2 separate regions of the Homo sapiens genome follow, and region 1 is linked to region 2. A link is an interaction called in ENCODE POLR2A ChIA-PET data of the cell type or tissue named here. Cell type or tissue: PC-9. All regions are shown on one strand. Links, peaks and the distances in the headings refer to the core of each region. The heading gives the core; the rest is flanking DNA.

Region 1 (7,509 bases), core at 1,407-6,406, 110 kb after region 2:
ACTGAAATTCATCTGAAATTCTCCAATAAATGTTTTCTAAGGAAAACCTTAATCCACTTTCACTTAAGATCTAAAATAAAACTGTCTGTTCTGCTTTATACTTTTAAAAATTGTGATTATTTAAATGTCTTTGATTATTTTCCCTTTATATGATTTGTGGGGGTGGGGGTGGATGATGAATGCTTGAGTAACGTCTGAAGTGTTCCTTGCAGTTCTGAGTGAATAATTGAGTTGGTGTTGCCTGAGAAAAGGGAGGTCACAAAAGGCTGCTGTTTTATTTAAGAAGACATACAGCTTGCTCTTGTCCATTAACGCTAAAGAAGGGCTGAGCGTGGGGCATTGTCATCTTCAAACACCCACTAAGTGGTTGCCTGCTACAGTAAGGCTGAGAGTGGTGCTGAAAATGCAATGTAAATATTTAAACCGAAGGAAGCTCCCTGCCATCCTAGTGGAGCAAACTGTTGGCACCACCTCAAAATTAAGACTTTGTTTTTAGCAGTGGGTAAAGCACTGTCAAGCACCAATCACTTTCAGCCTACACAATTCTTAAACAAAGTTTCGTTCAACTGTTGATGCGTCCTCCGCACCACTGCCCATCACGATGCACCAAAACCCTTGAGATGAAAAACTTTCCATCCTCTATCATTCCCAGTCCCCATCTGACTGCCCCTGGAGCTGGGCAGGATTTCATGAGACTCAGCTTTTTGGTTCTAGGGTACCTGCTATGGCCATTGTCAACTCTTACTGAGAAGTCAATTATAAAGAACACAGTAAAGGAACAATGGAGCAGGTGTCAGGAGACTTGCCTGAGGTTTGGCTGCCAGCTCACTAGATCTCCAATCAATCACTGAGCCTCCCTTTGCCTCGCTGGTAAAATTCTACCAGGACTTCCTACTCACTCTTCACTCTGCTCCCCAAAGGGGCTTTCCTGTGCATTTTACAGTTTTCTGGTACATCAGAGATATTGTAGGTGCGCAGAATCCTAGAAGTGGAGAGATACGTAATAAAGAATATACAAGTAAAAGATAAGGCCGAGTGCTGCATGCAAGCCTGGATTCCTGCCTCTTTGGTTTGATTTGAGGGATTCAGTTGATTTCTTTTTCTTTTTCTTTTTCTTTTTCTTTTCTTTCTTTCTTGATATCATTCAGTCTTCCAGGCTGGAATGCAAGTGGCAAGATCATAGCTCACTGTAGTCTTGACCTGTTGGGCTCAAGCAATCCTTCTGTCTCAGCCTCCCATGTAGCTGGGACTACAGGCGTGTGCCACTATGTCCAGCTAGCTCTTTAGCTTTTGTTGTAGAGACAATGTCTCCCTATGTTGCCCATGCTGGTCTCAAACTTCTGGCCTCAAGTGATCCTCCCACCTCGGCCTCTGAAATGCTGGGATTACAGGCATGAGCAACAATGCCCAACCTTTCAGTGGACATTTTTGGATTTTGCTGCCCAGCAGTAATCCTTCCTTTTGATTACATTGTCTTTCTCCATTGCTATTTCCCACTCTCTTTCTAACAGCTGGAATCCTTGACAAATTTAAAAGAATTTCTGATCTAAATATGAGGCAATGCAAAGCCTGGTATCTTTGAAAAAGTGAGAGAGTCATGGTTAACAGACCAAGTGGATGGAAATTGAAATTGAGTCTTGGAGGTTATTAACAAACAACCTTTAAGAGGGCAGTTTTGTTACATTTATTCTTTTTTTTTCATTACAAATATAAATAGACTACACACTATATAGATCTGTCTGACTGAGGAGATTGCTGTGACAGTTTAAAAACCAAGATCCACTCCAGCAAAATGAATGCCTTGGCCCTTGCCTTTTGCCCTTCATAGCTCAGTCTGTAATCAGTCTCGCATGAATGCTTTTGATTGGCAGGAACTAAACTACACATGGGACCTGGCTTCACCTGTCATTTTCTGCTTCTTGGCCTCTGCTGTACTGAAAGACAAGCTGGTCAGGGGTTGGATGAGCCTTAAGCAAAGCAGCCCATGGTCTCTGCCGCATCCTCTCCAGTCTAGAAACTCACAGATGAAGATGGCATTCACCTGTCTGCGAGGAGCTCCTAGTTCAGCTCAGGTGACTGGCCTATAAATATGCCATTATGTTTCCATGGGAAATGCACTGCCTACAGGCTCAGTGGCAAGGGAACATGCAGGAGGGAATGACTTGCTGCCATAAGGAGTCACAGAAAGCTCTACCAACAAGGAGGTGATGTCAGAGGTCTGAGTGATGCATGTGAGGTGAAGAAGAAGGGGTATCATGGAAGGCCGTGCAGGGACCTCTACAACGAGTGCTGTGGGACAAGAGAGCAGCTGGGTGGGCAGCAGGTCACGTTCCTGGACAAAGGGGCTGCCCGAGCCCGGGTTCCAAGCACAGGAAGACAGAGCCACTGGCCGACCTAAGCCCCAAATTGCCTAGTGGCAGCATAGCCTGTGGAAGCTGCTAACATTTATGGGATCTAAAGCTGAATGACCTGGATTCAAAGCCCAGCTCTGTCACTTCCTACTTGGGGTCAAGCTGTTTAAACTCTCTAAGCCTTAATTTCCCCATTTGGAAAATGTTGATATTATTGGTATCTAAGGTAAATGTGAGGATTAAAAATGATGATGATGATGGTGATGATGATGACGATGATGTTGCAAAGCATTTGGTCCTATGACTGACACTTTGCAGGTGGCAGTCCATGTTAGCTGTGACATGGTCATGGTAAGGGGAGCCTTTAGATCCATTGAGGATGAAGGGGCAGTAGGTGAGATCCAGACAAAGCGGATGCTAGAGTCGCATCAGTGGCATGTGTGGTGGGTAGTCAGTCTATTCCTGGGGGGCTGTAACTGTGAGACACAGCACCCTGCACCCCAGAGGAGATAGTTAGCAAGAGCAGGGTGTCTGGGGCCCCAGTGGTCACAGCTGTTCTTTCCTCAGTTATAAAGCTGAAATGTCTGCAAGGGGCAACAACTGCAGTCAAATTCACAGAAAATCTATGTGCAGGATCCCAGTCACTGATGCTACACCCGGATGTTCAGATAAAATGTAAAATGTACGGCCTTCCTCAAGAGACCCACTTACTGCATAACAAAAAATATTAACAGCTCCAGATTAATCTGTTGATCTAAGTATGATGCAATAATTGTAACAGCTTCTTTATATAAAAATGATGAGCATCACAGAAACATTCCTTTCTCTCTTCCATTTCCCTTTCCTCCTTTGTCTTCTCTTCCATCCCCCTTGCTCTCCTCCCTCTCCCTTCTTTTTCTTTCCAGGAAGGTACTTCGTGTTTGGATCAGAAACCCTTGAGGTGCTGGGGAAAGGAGGTGGATCTGGGTGGAACCCCCCAACTCCCCCAGCCTCTGCTCCTTGCTCCCCTGCTTCTGCCTGTCTGCTGGCCATCACAGCTCTAGGAACTGACCCACTGCTGTCTCAGCTTCATCCAGGCTGGTTGCTTGATGCCTATGCTTCAGCCAAGCCTAACTTCTCCTTTTACCTTCACCATGGACCTGGCTGAGTTTCTGCTGCCTCCTCCACCTGCCCTTGGCTAGGAGGTCCCCTCACCCCTGGCCATTGCAAGGCCTATGGCCAGCCACTGAGCCTCATGCCAGCTGTCTTCTCAGTTCCCTAAAGCCTCAGATTCAGGTGGGACCTTCCAGGTTCACCACGTGGAACGCCATCCTTCCTCCATCGGCTTAGTCCTATTGTACTGCTGCTTCCACTTTGATGGAGCTACCTCCAGCTTGGTGGAGAGAGGCAGCCTAGAGCCATGGACAGGAGGCAGGACAGATGCCTCTCTGCCTTCCAGCTTTTTAGCACATTTGTAGGTATTTCCAAAGCTGCCTCCAACTGACTCCTTGAGGGGGCAGGGAGGGAAGATGAGAAGCTGAGCGCCTGCCTTCCCCTCTGCATTCGCCTGGCTCCCTTGTTCTCCTGCATTCCCCTGGGCTGGATGGGGCCATCTCTAACCTAAAACTCCACAGTGCAGGTGGCCAGGCCTGGCTCTTGGTAGTCTCTGGGAGGAGATAAAAAGAAACTGTGAATCATGATTACATAGCTTTTAAATCTCAACAAAGCTGGCTTGTCACACTAGATCCCTGGGCAAAATCCTCTTTTAAATGCCAGAAGCTGAACGCGATCTCTTCTTCTGTCTTTGCTCTCTCATTGTAATATCAGCACTGCTCTAATCTGCACTCCTGCCCTGCCCCACGTCTATATGTCAAGCCAACAGGAGAAGGTCATAAACACGAAATGCAAATGAGGAAGTCACTGTCACCATTTTTAAAAAACATCAGTGCTGGGAACACAGAGTGTTTCTGAATGGGGTTTGATAAAGCGGTGTGCTCGAGGTGTGCGTGGAGGAAAACACGGCCTTGCTGGTGGGGAGGTAGAGGCAGAGGCTGAGCATATTCGGAGCACTGCAGGCAGCTTTTGCCTTCATCAGAATTGGACCCAGGGCAGGCTCTGGCAGGCATTTTCTGTTCCTTCCTGCTGCTATGGAGGGACAAAAATGCAAGCCACAACACAAGGAGAGGACCCCAGACAGGCCCACACCTGCCCTGCTGGCCTTCTACTCCCTCTTCCCCGAGCTTTCCCTTCAGCCATAGCACTGTCTGCATCCCTGCAATCCCTACCAGTTTCCTGACCACTTGTCTATTTGCCGTCTGTGGATTATTTTCTTTCCTTTCCTTTTTAGAGACAAGGTCTTGCTCTGTCACCCAGGCTGAAGAGCAATAGCACAATCACAGCTCACTGCAGCCTGGAAAAGTGATCCTTCTACCTCGCCTCCCAACTAGCTGGCACTAAAGGTGCACACCACCACACTGGCCTAATTTTTAATTTTATTTATTTATTTTTTTGATAGAGACAGGGTCTCACTACATTGCTGAGGCTGGTCTCAAACTCTTGGCTTCAAGGGATCCTCCCACCTTGGCTTCCCAAAGTGCTGGGATTACGGGCGTGAGCCATGGTTCTCAGTCTCTTTCTTTCTTTTTCTTTCTTTCTTTCTCTTTCTTTCTTTCTTTCTTTTTCTTTCTTTCTTTCTTTTGCTTTCTTCCTTCCTTCTTTTCTTTTTCTTTCTTTCTTTCTTTCATTCTTTCATTTCTAAATTTCTAAATGTTTTCTTGTGGACAATTTTTAGAAATATAGAGTATAGTATAATGAGCCCTCAAGTATTCATCATCAGCTTCAGTGTTGATCAACTCATGGCCAATCTTATTTATCTTTAAATATCCCCTTCTTTCCACCTCTCCTTCCCACCAGATTACTTTGAAGGAAATCCCAGACATTGTATCATTTCTAGAAGCTTTTTAATATCCCGAATGGCAATTTGCCATCTCATCTAAAATGCATGAGCCTGTCACTCAGTATCTAAACTAGATTCATCATCCATTGTGTGTAGCTCAAAGTTGATAACTTGAATTCCATTCAAATGTCATGTCTCTCTAGGAACTTTGCATAAATTTTTGGTAAAGGGAAGAGTTCTTTAGTAATTAGAATAATAATTCCATAATTCATCTCCTTTAATGAACAAAGACATTGGTGTGCTAATGATTTCTTAAGGAAGTAGATTGTTTGAACGTGCTTTAAAGTGGTTAAAAGTTGCTTCTCTTAGTAGTTAATATTTCTTCCCCCTCCCCTTCCTCTGTGCTGTTTACCTTATTAGTTTGCTTAGCAAACCTTGTTGGTATAGATAGAGCAAAGAAATTTCTACCCAACGCTGGTCTGAGTGAACGAGATTGTACATATTTTTGTATGGTTTCCTTCAAGTGGAGAGAAAGTACACAGAGTTCTTATCAGTTTTTTGGCTCTAATTAATTGGCTTGATGGCTACAAGAAAGAACAGAGGATTGTCTTAGTTTGAGTTCACACAAAAAAGAAGTCTGTTGAAAAAAAATGGCTGTTTCATTTCTTAGGTGGACCTGAGCTTGTTCCTGTGCAGGAATAAATTTTACTTAGATAAAACCATACCCTCTGCTCTTTTCTAACCACCTTCTTGAATAGTGATTGTAACATGAGATTCGCCAGTACAAGCCTGGACTTGCAGGTCCCATAATGGTAGGAGTGGCTAAAGAGAAACCCCAGCTTCACCTGTCACCAGAAGCTTGTTTAGTGTAAGAGTTCCAGGGGTTTGCTTCTTGCTGAAACATGACAATGTTCCTAGGATGATGAGCATGTTAGTTTTGGAGTTTGTCTCTAAATTCTGTAGGTAACCCTTGTATCATGGCTGAATTTTAAAGAAACAAAAGACTCACCAGGTGACTTGGCCTAACTGTTCAGTTTTGAAATATGACACATTCTCAAACAAGCTTACAGGCTTAATTAAGTATTATGTGTTGTCAATATTTTGTCAGTCAATGGTTTTTCAATATATATTTGCAGGCAAACATTCTTATTAATATTGCTTGGAATGAAATATGAGATATTTGTTTGGAGATAACATTACATTAAAATGATAACTTTATATATTAATATGAATCATGTTGAAGAAGTATATGTTCTCTCATTTTTCTTTTTTTTTTTTTTTTAAATTATAGAGACAGGGTCTATGTTGCTTAGGCTGGTCTTGAACACCTGGGCTCAAGTGATCCTCCCCCCTTTGGCTTCCCAAAGTGCTGGGATGATAGGTGTGAGCCACTGTGCCCAACTATTCTCTCATTTTATAAGAAATTCTCATTTTTAAAATGTAAATCCCATAAGACTTTTTTGAACTGCTCTATAAAGGCCAGTTTCCAAATCTTAACTCCTATTTGCATTTTGTATTACTTAGTGGTTTCAAGACCAAATACAAATTTGATTCCTAAGTTTTTTTCTCAGATCCAAGAGTTTCTGTAAATATTTAAGGTAATTGCTAGGAGAGAAAATGAAAATCTAGCAAAGCCCAAATCCCTCAAGGAAGGATAAGGAAGCTGGCACTTCAAGAAGTTCATGTTGCCGGAAGTGGGGAGGACCCGCAGCAATACAATCCGCCTATTCTTACTCCCACTCGTCCTACTGGTCCCTGACATTCTGTTTTTAAAAAATTATTTCTGGTGGACAGGTGTGGTGGCTCTCACCTGTAATGCTAGCACTTTGGCAGGCCAAGGCCGACAAATCTCTTGAGCCCAGGAGTTCCAGGAGTTCAAGATCAACCTGGGCAACATGGTGAAACCCTGTTGCTACAAAAAATACAGAAAAAGACAAACTAGCTGGAATTGGTGGCACTCACCTGTAGTCCCAGCTACTCAGGAGGCTGAGGTGGGAGGATCACTTGAGCATGGTAGGTGGAGGTGGCAGTGAGCTGTGATCGTGCCACTGCACTCCAACCTGAGCAACAGAGTGAGAATCTGTCTAAAAAAAAAAAAAAATATATATATATATATATATATATATATATAAAAAATGATTTCAGCAAATTTTATAGCTCAGTTGCCGTTTAACTAACTTAAACTGGGATTACACGCTAAAATACATTTAGCTTGTCTGTGATTCCCTTCCCTTTATGGAAATTAAATGTGCAGAGTATCAGAAGTCATTGGCACTTGGGAGA
Region 2 (7,509 bases), core at 802-5,801:
TCAAGTTATTTCTTTTTCATCCAGGCACGGTGGCTCACACCTATAATCCCAGCACTTTGGAAGGCAAAGGAGGGAGGATCCCTTGAGCCCAGGACCTTGAAACCAGCCTGGGCAAGCCAGTGAGACCTCATCTCTACAAAAAATACAAAAATTAGCCAGACATGGTGGTGTGCGCCTGTCATCCCAGCTACTCGGGAGGCCAAGGCTAGAGGGTCACTTGAGCAAGGAGGTCAAGGCTGCAGTGAGCCATATTCGCACCACTGCACTCCAGCCTGGATGGCAGAGCAAGACCCTGTCTCAAAAGAAAATATTTTTTTAATTAAAAATAAAAACATTCTTTCTTTTCTGCCCCCTAAAAGGAGCCTCCCACTCCAATATCCATTTCCATTAATGCCTACATCAGCTAAGTACGTAGGAGGAAGATGTTTCCTCAGGTTTTGCAGGTTTGTTTGTTTTTAAGGCCTTGCCCACTATGAGAGAGAGCCTGGTTTATGAACAAGTCAAAATCTCTTGCTCAGAAGAGAGATCTGGAATGCTTTAGCCAAGCTGTGGCCCAGCCTCTGTTCTCAATGTAAGAAAGGTCCCCAAAGGGTATTTTAATCCTATTCGTGAAACTTGAGTTTAGGATAAGGTCTTGGCGTTCAAAAGGCATACATAGACCAGGGGAAAGGAGCTGTCCTCTGGATCTGTTTGCTAAAACAATTTATCACCTTGGGAAAGTCCCTTAACCACCAATTGTCTCTCTCAAGCAGGTGGCAAGTAAATTACACTGTCATTACTCTGGCCTCTAAGGGAACTGGCTTGAGAGCTACAGTCTAACATAAATCTCAACTTTCAGAGGTAATTTCAGAATCGGCCATGATGTTAAGGGGCCTTAATGACTGATAGCCCAAGGAAGTGGTCCTCCTCACCCTACCACAGACAAGTGCTCCTCCCCACTCCAGACAGGGAAAATAGTACTCACTTCCCTGAGCCCACAGCAGCAGGCAGGTCCTGTGCTTCCTTTACCGAGCCCGAGGATGCATCATCCCAGCATGCTTCTGTCTTTGTCTTGGCTGCCAGGAAACTCAGAGCTGCCATTGGCTTCAGGAGTCCTTGAAATCAGTATTTTATCCCTTCTTTTCTGGTTCTATGATGATCACTTTCATTTTGGGGGACCTGCACTTTGATTATTAGCTATCTCAGATTATTCTGTAAAGCAAGCAGAATATAAAGCAAGAGAAGCAGAACATTACCTACTCTCTTATTTGGGGCTGGTTTTCCTTGAAGAGTTTTCCTATATTGTGTCTGTGCTACTAAAGGTCTGGGCACTAAAGCAGTCCCTGCCAGTCACTCACACCAATCCTAAGTCTCTAAAACAAAGGGCCGTCTTACACCCCTTAGAGTCTACCTCAAATGCCCAGGTCAGATTTCCAACTCTTTCAATATAGTCAAGAACCAATGAAGCAGACCTCCTGGTTTTAATGTGGACAGCACCCGCTGGTGTTGTGTTTAATGCATGCATTCAATTCCCATTAACATGTGATTGGCCTAAATGGTCATCAGGTGGACTGAAATACCACTATCCCACTCTAACAGGAAATAGCACTAAAGGAAGAAAGCTGCTGGCTGGTACACAGCAGACATTCGACAAATGTGGGTCATGTGCATGAGAACCCAAACCTGCCTATTTTCCCATTAAAAAATAGTTTAGTATTTATTACTAAGTAATGATAAATGCATTCAACAAACATTTGCCAAATGCCCATTATAAGCAAGGCACTGACCTAGATGCTATAAGGAAAATACAGATGAGTAAGACAACAGGCCTTGAGGAAGCCTGCTTATAAGGCACTGGGATTTGCTTGAGCCCAGGACTTCAGGGTTGCAGTGAGCTACGACGGCACCACTGCACTTCAGCCTGTGCAAGAGAAAAAAACTTGTCTCCAAAAAAAAAAGGACACTGGGGTATAAGGAAGTCAAAATAACCAGAAGAATCTGGACACAAACAGGTACAGATATTCAAAGATTATTACAATTTTCAAGTATCTACAAATGAGTTCATTTAACTCTATAATTTCATGTGTCCCAATGTGGAGCTAGAAAAAAGATAGTCATCACAACTATAATACAAGGTGGCAAGTAAAACTCGTCATGACAAGTAACATAATAATAGTGACCTGGTGCTCACTGAGAACATCTGCTTACCACATGGTTTAGCATTTACTGACGAAACCCTGTGACATGGGTTGGGTATCACCATCCTTCTTTAACACATTGGGAAACTGGTGCTCAGAGACGTCAGCAATTTGATACATTTTCAAAACTAGTAAGTACAGAGTGATGACTGTGAGCCACCACTATCTTCTCACCCTAGTATCCCTCTGTGCCTCTTAGGGAATCTAGAATAAAAGAGACCAATTCCTTCTGGGGGGCTCCAGAAATAATTCCGGAAAGTGTGAGAGTTTGGGTCTAAAAGAAATGAGGAAATGACAATGATGATGGCAGCAGCTAGCAACTGTACAGCTCAATAACACCATGAAATAGGTACTGCCACTATTCCTATCATACGGATGAGGAAACTGAGGCATAGAGTGGTCACACAGCTGGAAGATGGCCAAGCAAGGATTCAAACCCAGGCAGTCGGCCTCGAGAATTCACACCTCTAACCACTCAGGACAACGCCACTGTATCATGGCGCTCCACGATCAAAGGCCCGGAGGCTGAGAGTGCTTAGAAACTGATAGAAGAAAAGTAAAGGCAGGAACAGACGGGCCTTATTACCCTTCATAGGCCTAGGAGTCTGAACCTCATCAGGCAATGTGGGGCCTGAAGAGGGTGACCAAAGGGACTTCTTGCAGGGTCCCTCCCACACCTGCAGGCTGGGCAACAGGCTCTGTCCCTCCCAACAAACACAGGAGAGGGATCCCCTCTCAGTTCTCCAAGTCTCCTCTGCTCAGCTGACCTTAGGCATGAACTCTCCCCCTTCCCATGGCCCTGCATTCTGCCACTTGTCAGATTCTTCACCACTATTCTAACAGTCATCTGGATAAAACTAAGCAGGGAAAGCCATTCTCTGCAACTATACTTTTGGTTTTTGTTTTTGTTGCTATTTTGAGACAGAATCTCACTCTGTCGCGCAGGCTGCAGTGCAATGGCGTGATCATGGCTCACTGTAGCCTTGACCTCCCAGGCTCAAGCGATCCTCCCACATCCGCCTCCCAAGTTGCTGGGACTATAGGTTCACTACCACATCCAGCTAATTTTTTATTTTTTGTAGAGATGGGGTCTAGCTATGTTGTCCAGGCTGGTCTTGAACTCCTGGGTTCAAGCGATCCTCCAGCCTGAGTCTCCCAAAGTGCTGGGATTATAAGCATAAGCCACCATACCTGGTCAACTACAGTTTTCTAATACTTCTCACTGTTTCCTTTAAGTCCCCTCCGGCATGCAACTACACCAGGCTGGCATCTGAAACCATTTACCTCTTCCCACTCCATCTGTATATCTGATTACAGTGTGTGTCTATTCAGAAGGGCCTTGGGCTCAATTAACTTTAGACTTTAGATAAGGCATGATATACTCTCTGACTCACTCCAGATAAAGGGCCAAGGATTCCTGCCTTAGTGCTATAATTAGTTGAGAATGCAACGTGGGGGGCTCTGATCCTTTGTTTCTGATGTCCTTCACTCATTAAAAGTAGAACACTTTGCCTGGTGCTGTATCACTTCAACTAAACATGTGTTTGTTTTAGGTTCTGTTTACTTGTCCCAGGGATGGAATGCTTCTCCCACTTGGAATGGCCCTTGCAGCCTGCCGGCCAACTGCGAACTATGGCCTGGGCAAAAATTCAGAGGCAAACACTCGAATGCTCTCTCCATGTTCTTAACAGCACTTGGCATGGAGCTGGCACTAATATTCTGAACAGTCATTTACAATGGTCTCATTTCCTTCCCATCAGAATGAAAAGCCACAGAGCTGGAGGGCTGTGTCATAAGTCTTGCGAACAAAACAATCTTCGTGCATTCACTTTTTTTTTTCTTTTTGTAATTTAAGGAAGAATTCCAAATGGTTTGCCTCTTGCAATGCCACAGTTTGATGTGAAATTGTATGAAGCACTGACTTTCATACAAAGTTCTGAAGATCAGAACCTTAACTGACTAATGCAAAATAGAAAGAGAATAAATAGAAAGCCCTAAGTTCTAACTGCCACCTGCCATTCTTCCACATGGCAATTTAGCACAATGATAAAGATTCTGCAAGGCTGAAAGGATTTCACATTCCAACACACCGCATTCTGTGACTTATGGGCCTTCAGGACAGATGGAACTGTGTTTTTCCAATGTAAGGGAAAAATTCATTACAGCAAATAAGCATGGAGTTGGTTTCTGAACTTACTGATGTTCTTTTTTAAAAACAAAACTCACAACATAAAATACAAAATCACACTAAGGCCAGGTGGGGTGGCTCATGCCTGTAATCCCAGCACTTTGGGAGGCTAAGGTGGGTGGATCATCTAAGGTCAAGATCAGCCTGGCCAACATGGCAAAACCCCATCTCTACTAAAAATACAAAAATTAGCCAGGCATTGTGGTGCATGCCTGTAATCCCAGCTACTCGGGAGGCTGAGGCAGGAGAATTGCTTGAATCTGGGAGGTGCAGGTTGCAGCGAGCCAAGACTGCGCCACTGCGCTCCAGCCTGGGTGACAGAGCAAGACTCTGTCAAATAAATAAAATAAAATAAAATAAAATAAAATAAAATAAAATAAAATAAAATAAAATAAAATAAAATAAAATAAATAAAATAAAATAATCACACTAAGGCCAGGAGGATTCGTTTTAGATAAAGATGACCACAGAATGCCTTTTATCAAACTACCCTGAAAATGTAATTGATTCAATATTCAAAAATAGTTTTCCCATATTTTCAGAAACAGCTATTGGTTATAAAGTACCCTGTACAGAAGAAAATAATAAAGGAAAAGAGCCACACACTAACATTAGGTTCTACCAAGGAGTTCATGAGGAAAACCATGCTCATCCTAATGGATGAGCCTTTCCATGTAAACATTTGGCATTCCCAAAACCTAAGTCCTAAAACTCTAAATCAGGGGTGTCCAATCTTTTGGCTTCCCTGGGCCACACTGGAAGAAGAAGAATTGTCTTGGGCCACACATAAAATACACTAACACCAATGACAGCTGATGAGTTTAAAAAAAAAAAAATCACACAAAAGGCTCATAATGTTTTAAGAATGCTTACGAATTTGTGTTGGGTCACATTCAAGGCCATCTTGGGCTGCATGTGACCTGCTTGTGGTTGCACAAGCTTGCTCTAGATCACGGAAGTCAAAGCTTTCTGGCAGAAATTTAAGTATATAGGCAAACCTTTTATTAATGCTCAAATAAAAATATTGGAAAATGTTCATGAAAAGAACCAGAAGAAACTATGGAAATGATTACAGGGCTGGCAGAGATGTTTCCACCTGGTGAGATTTCAAGCTCCACAGTGTCGATCAATGCCCATGGCCCCAATGGGCGAGGATTCCATGGGACCAACCAAGGCGGCCACAGCTTCTCTCTGTGCCCTGCCTCTCTGCCCTTTGGCCCCGACTGAGCCCTGCAAGGCCCCTCTGCATTCCAGTCCCATCTTCCTGTCCAGGCCTCAGTGCTGCAGACAGATCCAATTACTCCCCACGCGGTGGGAGCAACGACTTTAAGCAGCAGCTTTTGCCACTCCCTCTGCCCGAACTGGCTTCCCCCCATCTGTTCACCCTGGGAATTCTTCAGGCTCAGCCATCATCCATTTCATTTGCACCTTCCCAGAGCGAGCACCTGGCACCCATACCCTCAGTAAGAAGCTGCTGAATAAATGTCCCCCCTCTTTGCCTGCCTCCATGGCCCTGGGTGCCAAGCACAGTGTGTAGCTCAATAAATACTAAGCAGCCCAGGCAGGAGCAGAAGAACCCAGATGAGTGACATCGGAGTGAGTTGGGAGTGGAAGGAAAGAACATAGGAATAAAACAATGAGAACCTCTTAACAACATCTTAACTTGTGAAACATCTAGAAAAGCACCAAAGTCTAAGTGAATACACAATCAATAGGCATCCAAAATCTCAGACACATATCTAGATCGTCTAATGTGTCAGCAACTCTGTGGTGAGCAAAGGGCTAATGACATGGGGTGCTTGTTTTTAAACTCATAGGCCATGAACAGGGAAATCCCTTCTTTTTTTTTTTTTTTTTTAAGTGCTCTTTCTAGAGGCATTCACGGCAATCAAGCCTTACAGCCTACCTATTTCTTAGCCGTAATTTGGAATCATCTGTCTTCTAGCCCATACCTTCAACTGCCAGGTCTGTAAGGCCCTCAAGGTGCCGCCACCTATGCAGTCAGGCTCCTCCATGCCATGCCTTGCAGTGGCACTCCACTCAGCAAAATGATGTTGGGGCCATCTACACAGCAGGGGTGGAGTCCATGGAGAAGGGGAAGGGCTCTGAGGTGTGATTACGAATAAACACAGTCCACGGGGCTGAGCATGGGAGAATGGGGGTATTCCAGACACAGGAAATGGCCAGAGCACAGTCAGGCACAAGAATGCCGGGTGAAATGGGTGCAGTCGTCCAGCCGGCCAGGGCGGCGAAAAGGTAAGGGTGCAGGAGTGGCTGGGTGCAGTGGCTCACGTCTGTAATCCCAACACTGTAGGAGGCTGAGGCGGGCAGATCGCTTGAGCCCGGGAGCTCGAGACCAGCCTGGGCAACATGGAGAAATCCCGTCTCTATAAAAAAATACAAAAAATTAGCCAGGCGGGGTGGCATGTGCCTGTGGTCCCAGCTATCTGGGAGGCTGTGGCAAGAGGATCATATGAGCCCAGGAGGTCAAGCCTGCAATAAGCTATGATCGCGCCACCACACTCCAGCCTGGGCAACAGATGGAGACCCTATCTCAAAAAAAAGAAAAGAAAAATTAAAAAAAAAAAAGGGGGTGCAGGAGTCCCAGGAGGAGAAATCACAAAGGCAGGAAGGTGGCAGATGAGAAGGACTTTGCAAGCTGCACTAGGAAATTGGGCCTTTATTCTGCAGGTAGTAGAGAGTGACTTATGCCAATCCATGCTGTATCTGCCACCATCTGTGGCAGTGTAATGAGGAAAGAAAGGAGTCAGGCTTCAGGAAAGCAGCCCACAGCCCTGCCTCAATCACTCTGGAAGCCCCTGGAGCTGGGACTGCATGTCTTGCTCTAGCATTCAGTGGGGCATGCAGCAATTTTTCAAGAGTGGCTCCAATTTTACAATGGACAGTATAATTCCTCCAAGTTTAACCTATTTTAGATGTTCTATATCATTCTTCTGAAAAGTTCAATTTCCTTATTGTGTGGAATAAAGTATTTATGATGGTTGGAGAGTTGATGGGAATTCTCCTCCTCTGGCGTAAATTGTGCAATATTTGACCACTGCATTCTATCATCAGACAACACATGAGCACGTAGCAAATATAAGACTACCACCAACTGTATCGCACTTCTTTCCGTGAGAAAGT

The links. Peaks named below come from ENCODE experiments on the same cell type or tissue, not always from the same donor. Only the 100,000 strongest peaks of a DNase experiment are listed, where the experiment ranks them.
Region 1: POLR2A ChIA-PET joins it to region 2 with 6 read pairs; 2 of 35 experiments call an interaction of 5 or more read pairs at or near these places.

What each region holds. Positions count from the first base shown.
Region 1 is chr18:57,979,289-57,986,797 of GRCh38, reverse strand. No RefSeq gene overlaps it. Among named protein-coding and RNA genes, the nearest start is that of LINC01897, 21 kb to the right of the region's middle. In PC-9, for the core only: no CTCF peak of the experiment used is centred there; no DNase peak of the experiment used is centred there.
Region 2 is chr18:58,093,615-58,101,123 of GRCh38, reverse strand. The region is part of intron 1 of NEDD4L (NEDD4 like E3 ubiquitin protein ligase); the gene reads right to left. Among named protein-coding and RNA genes, the nearest start is that of NEDD4L, 53 kb to the right of the region's middle. In PC-9, for the core only: no CTCF peak of the experiment used is centred there; a DNase peak (open chromatin) is centred at 3,503; H3K27ac peaks cover 2,597 bases.